Linked DNA regions of Homo sapiens: region 2 is linked to region 1. A link is a loop called in an ENCODE intact Hi-C map of the cell type or tissue named here. Cell type or tissue: ascending aorta. All regions are shown on one strand. Links, peaks and the distances in the headings refer to the core of each region. The heading gives the core; the rest is flanking DNA.

The links. Hi-C counts contacts between places; a loop is a spot of excess contacts. Peaks named below come from ENCODE experiments on the same cell type or tissue, not always from the same donor. Only the 100,000 strongest peaks of a DNase experiment are listed, where the experiment ranks them.
Region 2: it touches region 1 in a loop (7-fold over the local background); 2 of 110 quality-filtered maps call a loop at or near these places.

Annotation. Positions count from the first base shown.
Region 1 is chr11:111,912,341-111,916,715 of GRCh38, forward strand. It overlaps HSPB2 (heat shock protein family B (small) member 2), which reads left to right and starts at 394. Exons shown (of 2, transcript NM_001541.4): 1 at 394-583; 2 at 1,101-1,753. The coding sequence starts at 490. The coding sequence ends at 1,555. HSPB2-C11orf52 (HSPB2-C11orf52 readthrough (NMD candidate)) reads left to right here and starts at 396. Exons shown (of 5, transcript NR_037651.1): 1 at 396-583. It also overlaps a transcript of CRYAB not described here. RefSeq lists an enhancer at 1,145-1,798. In ascending aorta, for the core only: no CTCF peak of the experiment used is centred there; DNase peaks (open chromatin) are centred at 364, 869, 1,413, 1,861 and 1 weaker place; H3K4me3 peaks cover 3,062 bases; H3K27ac peaks cover 4,000 bases.
Region 2 is chr11:111,730,825-111,735,199 of GRCh38, forward strand. SIK2 (salt inducible kinase 2) reads left to right here. Exons shown (of 15, transcript NM_015191.3): 15 at 1-31. It also overlaps a transcript of PPP2R1B not described here. Among named protein-coding and RNA genes, the nearest start is that of PPP2R1B, 33 kb to the right of the region's middle. RefSeq lists enhancers at 1,823-2,639, 4,220-4,375. In ascending aorta, for the core only: no CTCF peak of the experiment used is centred there; DNase peaks (open chromatin) are centred at 589, 2,417, 2,997 and 3,738; H3K4me3 peaks cover 83 bases; H3K27ac peaks cover 4,000 bases.

The DNA of each region.
Region 1 (4,375 bases), core at 71-4,070:
GAAAAAAGAGCAAACAGATTTCTTGCATCTTTCGTTCTATGTGGCTCTCAGAACATTAAATCCAGGAGTGCTTTAGGAATTGGGTGCACAGTGCCTGCCACCGAAGAGGAGAAAATGAGGTGTGGAAACGTGCAAACCGTTTGTGAGGGTCTCAGCGAGGCCTCTTCATGCCCCAGGCACCACCAGCTCCCCCTCCCCAGCTCGTTCCCAGCCAGGACCCTCAGCTGTCCTCTCAGGCCCCCTGCGACAGCTGAAGAGTGTGCGGGGGAGGGGACTAGGGGTCCGGGCGGCGCTGGTCACACCCTCGTTGCTCTCACTCAGGGCCCCCACTCCCAGCCCCTCCCCCCCCAAGAGGCTCGGCACTATTTTGGGTGGTGTCGACCCCGCCCCCACCTCCTATCGAGCCCTGGCTCTCCGGGCAGCTGGAGGGGTCGCGCTGCGCCTGTTGGGGCTGCACCTCGGACCAGGGCTTCTGCTGCATCTGCAGCCATGTCGGGCCGCTCAGTGCCACATGCCCACCCGGCCACCGCCGAGTACGAATTTGCCAACCCGAGCCGCCTGGGTGAGCAGCGCTTCGGAGAAGGTATGGCACAGACACCACCCCCTTGCCCCCCACCCCCACCCCCTGAAATTCTGGGCTGACCTCCCAACGTTGCTGGCCTCCACCCCACTCTGGGCTTAACTGATCTCCTGGGACCAGCCACCCCCCACCCCAGACTACCCCTCATCCCCTCCAAGCAGAGATCTTTCCCATTCCTGCTGACCTCAAGACACACTTGGTGCTTGCAGTGCTGATACCTGCTCTTTGCCGGCCTGGGTGTGCCTCCTTGTCCCCCTTCTATCCACCCAGGCCGTTTGGTGCCTCCTCCTCCTCCCCCTCCTCCTCCTTCTCCTCCTCCTCCTCCCTTTCCTTTCCGTTCTCTTTCCCCTCTTCCGAGCTGCCTTCTCCTCCTAGCTACAGTGTGGCCTCCCTCCCGTTCCCTACTCCTCCTGACTCCCCTCTTGCTCTTCCCAATCCCTCCTCTCCAGATTTCCCATTTCGCCCCTGTGCCAGCCTCATCCTCCCTCATCCTGCCTCTTGCCTTCTCTCTGCCCTTTAGGCCTCCTGCCAGAAGAGATCCTGACCCCCACACTCTACCATGGCTACTATGTCCGGCCTCGGGCCGCCCCAGCTGGGGAGGGCAGCAGGGCAGGGGCCTCCGAGCTTAGGCTCAGTGAGGGCAAGTTCCAGGCATTTCTGGATGTGAGCCACTTTACCCCAGACGAGGTGACTGTGAGGACTGTGGATAACCTGCTGGAGGTGTCTGCCCGGCACCCCCAGCGCCTGGACCGCCACGGCTTCGTGTCCCGAGAGTTCTGCCGCACCTATGTCCTGCCTGCTGATGTCGACCCCTGGCGAGTCCGAGCTGCTCTCTCCCATGATGGCATCTTAAACCTGGAAGCACCTCGGGGTGGCCGACATTTGGACACAGAGGTCAATGAGGTCTACATCTCCCTGCTCCCTGCGCCTCCTGATCCAGAGGAAGAGGAGGAGGCAGCCATAGTTGAGCCCTGATTGCCACAGACCCAGCACCCAGCAAATCCCTCTCTACCTCCCAAGGTGATATGGGCAGCTGCCCACCACTCCAGAGGTAGCAGCATCCTTGGGGGAAGGGAAAGGTGCATGGTCCACAATGTATGGTTTGGTCCCATGGGACATGTCATAGCCTTGGTTTAGTTTTGGGTGGAGCTGAATAAACCCAAATCTCAGGGCCTTGTTTGTACTGCTCCCTATTCTGTGGCCGGGAAGCTGGGATGGGGAGGGAGGGAGGAGGTCACAGCCAGCTAGACAAAAAGCTCCTCAGTTTGATGTGCCCAACGTCATAGGACCCTGAGCTCGCACTTGGATGCTGAGATCACACCCGGAAGCTGACTCTGGCTCCAGATCAAATTCCTAGCCATAATTTTCTCACAATGCAACAAAAGAGAGAGTGATCCTGGGAGGGAAAAGGGATATGCCATCCAAACAGCCCAGAGGGCACTGTCTGAGCTGGTGATTAGAGACACAAAAACAAGGGTCTCCAGACTGTCTGGCCCTTTTTGGGTAGGGGCTGGGAAAATGGTTTTTGGCTGGTGAGAGTTGCCTAAAGTCCTGGAGTGAATACTTTGTTTTCATGTACTAAGGTCTGTCCACTTAAATGGTCACTGATTTTGAGAGCCTGAGTATGCATACACAGGGCACAGACACAAAGCCTCTCCAATTATCACGGAACCCCATTACCTTCCCATCCTCTGGGGGTACGGTGTATTCAGGAAAGCCTGAGGTCTGTCCCCTCAGTTATTCTCTGCAATCAAGAGAACATCCAGCTACATGATTTGGGGGAAGTGTCCAAAAGACCTTCCTGCCTCCAAATACATATTTCATTAGGCTGTGGTAGATACCTACAATTCTTCCATTAAAGCAGTTGTTTCTTGGCTGGGTGCAGCAGCTCACACCTGTAATCCCAGTACTTTGGGAGGCCGAGGCAGGAGGATCACTTGAGCCCAAGAGTAAGAGACCAGCCTGGGCAATAGAGTGCAACCTTGTCTCTACAAAAAAATAAAAATTAGCCAGGCATGGTGGTGCATGCCTGTAGTCCCAGCTACTTGGGAGGCTGAGGTGGGAGGATGAGCTAGGGAGGTTGAAGCTGCAGTGAGCTGAGATTGCGCCACTGCACTCCAGCCTGGGTGACAGAGTGAGACCCTGCCTCAAAAAAATTAAATTGAATTGAATTAAATTAAGTGGTTGTTTCTTAACTTTTGGGAGTTATAGACCCTTCTGAAAATCTGACAAAAGCTATAGCTGCTCTTACCAGAAAAATACATATGCTCCCAAATTTGGCAATACAATTTGAATAGGTTCCCACAACTCTTAAGACCCATTCACATACCCCCCTTAGGGATCTGTGGACCTCCAGGATAACAGAACTCACTTGAGGAATTCGACTTTTGGTTAAAAGATTGCTGTCTATTAAAAATGAAAGCATGCCCCAGAGAAATAACATTTGACATATTTAACTGTTCATTCATTCATTCAGTAAATATTTATCAAACCTCATGTAATACACCTTGGGGGATATACATTGTAAATATAAATTATAAAAACTATTAGCTTTTATTGTCAACTTTCCAGAATCTAGTTGAGAAGAAAAATAATAAGAAAAGGATTCTACTTAGACTTCAACCAAAATAGCTTCACATTGATATGTTTTGTAACTGAGCTTTATTTAAAGGAAAGGGTTTCCTAGCTATAAGAAATTTGAAAACTTCTGATTTAGTCCAAATCCCCTCTCCATTCAAATGCTTTTAAAGTTATTAATCAACTTATTCGGGGACATTCTGAATAACAGACAACTTAGAACTTCTCACGGTAGTCGTTTCCATGTTCTTTCTTTTCTTTTTTAGACAGGGTCTTGTTCTGTTGCTCAGGATGGAGTGCAGTGGCATGATCATGGCTCACTGCAGCCTCAACCTCCCTTGCTCAAGCAATCCTCCTGCCTCAGCCTCCTGAGTAGCTGGGACTACAGGTGTGTGCCACCACGCCTGGCTAATTTTTTACTTTTTCTGGAGATGAGGTCTCGCCTTGTTGTCCAGGCTGGTCTTGAACTCCTGGACTCAAGCAATCCTCTATCCTTGGTCTGCCACAGTACTGGGATTACAGGTGTGAGCCTCTGTACCTGGCCTTCCATTTTCTTTTTGGTCTTAACTGACTTAACCGTTATAAATTCCTCCTTTTGTTGAATCAAAATCTGCATTTCAGTAACTTCTCTGGAAAACAAACACAATGGTTTTTTCACTGAAAATCCTTCTGATATTTAAAGATAACCATCCTGTCTTCCTGAGGCTTCCCTTTCCCAGCTAAACATGCCTAGTTCTTTTTTTTTTTTTTAAGACAAAGTCTCTCTCTGTCACCGAGGCTGGGTGTACAGTGGTGTCATCTCCCCTCACTGCAACCTCCTCCTCCTGGGCTCAAGCAATCCTCCCACCTCAACCTCCTGAGTAACTGAGGCTACAGGCATGCGCCACAACACCTGGCTAATTTTTTGTAGAGACTGGGTTTCGCCATGTTGTCCAGGCTAGTCTTGAACTTCTGGCCTCAAGCAATCTGCCCACCTCGGCCTCCCAACACATTGGGGTTACAGGCGTGAGCCACCACACCCAGCCATGCCTTGTTCTTTCAACCATATCATACAGCACTTTCCACATCACATATTACCCAGATAACTTTATTTTGAACATACTGCCTTTTGACAACGTAACTTGAAATTCAACATCTAGACCTAAAATTATTATTCCAGTCATGGATTGACTGGTACAGACTTCAGTGGAATAATCAATATCCTTGTTTATCACTTCA
Region 2 (4,375 bases), core at 150-4,149, 180 kb before region 1:
AATTAAAATAAAAACAACTTCTTTTCTAAGAGCCCGGGTGATGTGAATGTCAGGTTAATGCGATAGGGTTTTTGCCTCATCGGGCCTTGGGTGGAATTTTTAGAGTATGGAAGGTGGCTGTGTTCTCTGAGTTCTGGTGCTCATTTCAGGCTGCAGAAAAGGACAGTGGATAATATGTTCTCATTGACGTCAGCAGGGTAAATAATACCTTGCTCTGAATCGCCCGAGTACACGTTAGCCGCTGCAGATCGCTGACGGAAGCACTGCTAACCGCAGCCTGCACAAGGACAGGGCCCTGCTGGGCACTGCTTAATTACTGCTCCTTGATTCTCAGAGTCCCAGGGCAAAGCGCATCAGCCCAGGTAGCCTGGGCAAGGGCCTCATGCCGCGGTAGGAGGAGGGGAGGCAGATGCAGGGGTCCCCGAGGACAGGCAGCTACAGGGCAGGGGCTGGAAATGGGAGGGGAGGTGCTGCGAGCTGCCAGGCAAAAGACACTGCTACTTAGTCACGATGTCACATCTTCTCTGGGGTCTGCCAAAGGCCTCGACACTGCACGTGCGCTCACACAGTGCATTCCCTCACATGGGCGGGGCACCCTTTTGAGGCCCAGCTCCACGCCCTCAGGGTGCTGGAGGCACCATGTGCCAAGCTGCTCTCCTGCATCCTGGACCTGTTTCAGTGCCAGGCCCTGAGTGAAAGGCCACTGTTATATCCAGCTTGCTGGCAGCAGGATCTCGACTGAAATTTGGTTTCACTCAAACCATTCCAATTAAGCCCATGCTATAGAACATTGACAGTTCCCTCCCTGCGGGGTGAGCCGCTGGTCTCTGGGTAGCGGTGGGAAGGTGCAGTCGGCAGGGCCCACACTGGCAGAGGCTGGAAGGAGCGGAGCCCTCTCCACCAACGTCCACTGCTGCCTGACTCTGCTGACAATAGCTCAGTTCTGCCTTAAACTGGTGGTTACCCCTTGGCTACCCAAAATTTCAGTATTGCTGAGTTTCATTTCTTTTTTAAGGAAAGCACTAAATTTCAGTAACAATGTTTTCCCTTTCCCACCAGATTTCTCCATCATTCTTATTCTGTGTTGCCAAAAACAACTCCAATGCCCCAGGACGCAGGCAAAATAACAGACCAGTGGCCAGCTAGGCCCCAACCCCGCACTCCCCAGGACACTCTTCAGTTCTGCAGCCTTTGTGAGTCGAAGGCTCCAGCAGGGTGGGGAAGGAGAGCAGCAGGGAGGCCTGCACCCCAAACCCAGGGCCTCTGCCCAGTGGATGGAACCAGACAGCAGTGCCTGCACTTCCCAAGTTCTCCATCAAGACGCAGGACAGGTGGGAACAGGGCCCAAGGTTCTGTTCCTGGCGAGCAGCTGCTTTCTGCCCCACTAGATCTTAAATCGAGGACTCAGAGATCCCCTTGACATGCAAGCTATGGACTATTCCCAAAGAGCATGTACACAGACCCAGAACTTCGGACACAGAATTTCAGGACAGGAGTTGGTTCCTGGGCCCCCGAGGCCCCCCTCCCCACCAGGGACCAAAGTTAGGAACCCCTGACTCAGCCTCTGCTCTCTCAAAAGTTCTTGGCCAGGTGCTGTGGCTGACACCTGTAATCCCAACACCTTGGGAGGCAGAGGCAGGTGGATCATCTGAGGTCAGGAGTTCAAGACCAGCCTGGCCAACATGGTGAAACCCCATCTCCACTAAAAATACAAAAATTAGCCAGGTGTGGTGGCGGGCGCCTGTAATCCTAGCTACTCTGGAGACTGAGGCAGGAGAATCACTTGAACCTGGTAGGCAGAGGTTGCAGTGAGCTGAGATCGCACCACTGCACTCCAGCCTGAGCGACACAGCAAGACTTCATCTCAAAAAACAAATAAACAAACAAACAAAGCTCAGAGGGACCCTCCCTGCTGATGGGTTCTCATCCCTCCCTGGGTGGATCCAGGTGACAGGGAGCCTCCTGCTTGCCAGCAGCCCGTGGGCACCATGGGAGGAAGTTCTGGGCTTTGTGCACTAAATCCTGGGTGCTATGTGGCTACAAAGGAAATGTCACCTGCACAGAACATGGCTGCTCTGCCCTTCTCATTTCAGCCCCACCAGTGACTTCAAAAGCTGAGCAGCCCTTGAGCGATGGATTATCGCACAGGAATCATCCTGGACAACGTCCCTTAGGAGGCAGATGTGGGTCCTGACTGAGGCGAAGGGGCTGGGCCCTCCCTCAGACACAGGGGCCACTGGCACACCTGCCTCCCCCCAGGTATGAAGCTGTGCCCACAAATCACTCAGGCCAAACCCAAGGTCAGGCAGGGCAGAGAGCTTGCCAGGCGCCTCGGCCACTGTTCTTTCCAGCAAGCCTTCCTGCTGCTGCCTCCCTTTGTCCGTGTTTCTGGGGGGATTTCCTAGGGCAGACTGACTCAGAGCTGCTCTGAAATTGGCAAAGAGAGATTCCAAGCCCAGGGAAAGCATGAGCTGGGCTGAGCCCCCGAGCCAGCACAGTGTCTGGGAGGGTGGAGACAGGAGGGAGCCACAGCATGGGAAGCGGACTTCCCCTGGAGCCGAGCCCCCAAAAGCTGGATAAGCAGAAAAGCTCAGAAAATGTGGGCCCAGAGGAAAATGAGGCATTAGGGATTGAGCTTCTCAAAGGGAGAACTGAGTCACTCTCTCCTCAGGTCGGCTGGGACAGTTCTGGCTCCAGCTCCTCACTCCCCAAAAGTGAAATGCCCCGAGTGGGGCTGACTGACAAATCAGACCCTGAGGAGACTGTTCATTGTCACCCCAGGGCCACCCACATAGTTGGGGGTGGGACACAATGGAATGGAGGAAAAGCCCACCAAGCCCTTTCCTCCAAGCACGCCACACATAGCTCCCGGAGCGCACAGCCTTGCCTGTCTCTTCTGTCTGGGATCCGCCAGAACTGCCTTCCAGTCGCTACAGAGCCCAAATGCTTAGCAGTGCCCCTGTGCCAGCAAAGTGAGGGCTGAAGGGCAGGCAGGCAGTGGAAGGGAACCAGGGATGAGAGGGCCAGGCAAGGAGGGCTAGGCACAGAGCAAGCCTGGGAGAGCAAGGCCCGGCTCCCACCCAGCCCGGGAGCCACCACCTGGCCACCCTCCAGGCAGGGACATTCTGGGAGGCAGCAAAGAACCTCTGACAGAGGCCTCGGCCCCTGGCGCCCTCTCAGCCCTGCCACTAACCCAGGCAAATCATTGTAAAGGCTGGTGTCTCCAGTGGTAACTTGGAGCACAGGCTGGCTGGTTTCACCCCAGGGTTTACTGCGAGGGGCAAATGCAGCCTGGCCTGGCACTCCTGGAAGACCCCCACTCCCCTGGAGGGCTGTCACAGAGTCCCACTCTGCCTATCTTACTTTAACTCTTGCCTGCCCCAACACTAGGTACAGAAAATGGCTGCTTCTTGCCTGTGAGCTCTGTCTTCACTGACTTAAGGGTGGTTGTGCTGTTCTGAGCATCTGCTTCAGGCTAAGAACTGGGAACTCTGCCCCAGGATTTCTGAATTTTCGGAAATGAGTTCTAGGCATCAGACATGGGTACCACAAACATAAGAACATCCCTGAGAATCTATGTCACAGGTAGGAGGACTTTTTTATCTCCAACTGTTAGGTCAAGCTCCAGTGTGGAAAAGACTTGGAAGGCCTGGGGGAGTCTTTTTGTGCGGACAGCTCGGCCCCTAGGCCCCACAGTGGAGAGGGCACTGACAGGAGGTCAGCCTAAGGACCTGCTCCCGTGTGCCCTGTCACCAGCCTACGTCTGACTTCCCCATGGACTTCAAGGTCCAATTGCCTTAGCTGGAAGCCACTGGGGATGGGACTGAACATCCCTGGGCTTTGGTCTTTGTCATCAGTCCTCAGTTTGACTGGACTCACATCTCCTGTAGTCTTTCTGGGTTCAAGAGAACAAAATCCGCTGGCCAAGAGGTTGGCCCTTAAGGAGCTCCTCCCCTTCACACACTCCCAGCAGAGCTCCTCAGAGCTGCCCTTGAGACCCCCCAGGGCAGCGCGAAGGCCCTGCCAGCCTAACTCTGTGGGAGGAACAGGACATGCAGCTAGATGCTAGAGGCTGGCTCTAGGACAAGTGAGGTTCCTGAGCTGCAGAATGGCTCCAGCCTCAGGCCCAGAACAGCCTGGTTCACCAGCAGGTGCTGATTAAATCCAGAGAAGAGACCCGCATCGAAAGGCACAAGTCAGAGACCCTCAGGGCCCAAGGGACTCTCTGAGTTTGGGGAAAATAAGGCAGGCAGGAAAAAACCAGAAACAAGAGTAGAAGGGGCATGGAAGGCAGAAGATGGTCTTAGCTGGGACGTGGCGCAGGGGCTGGTCTCGGGTCAGTGTGTGTACAGGACAGACTGTGTGCAGAGAAAAG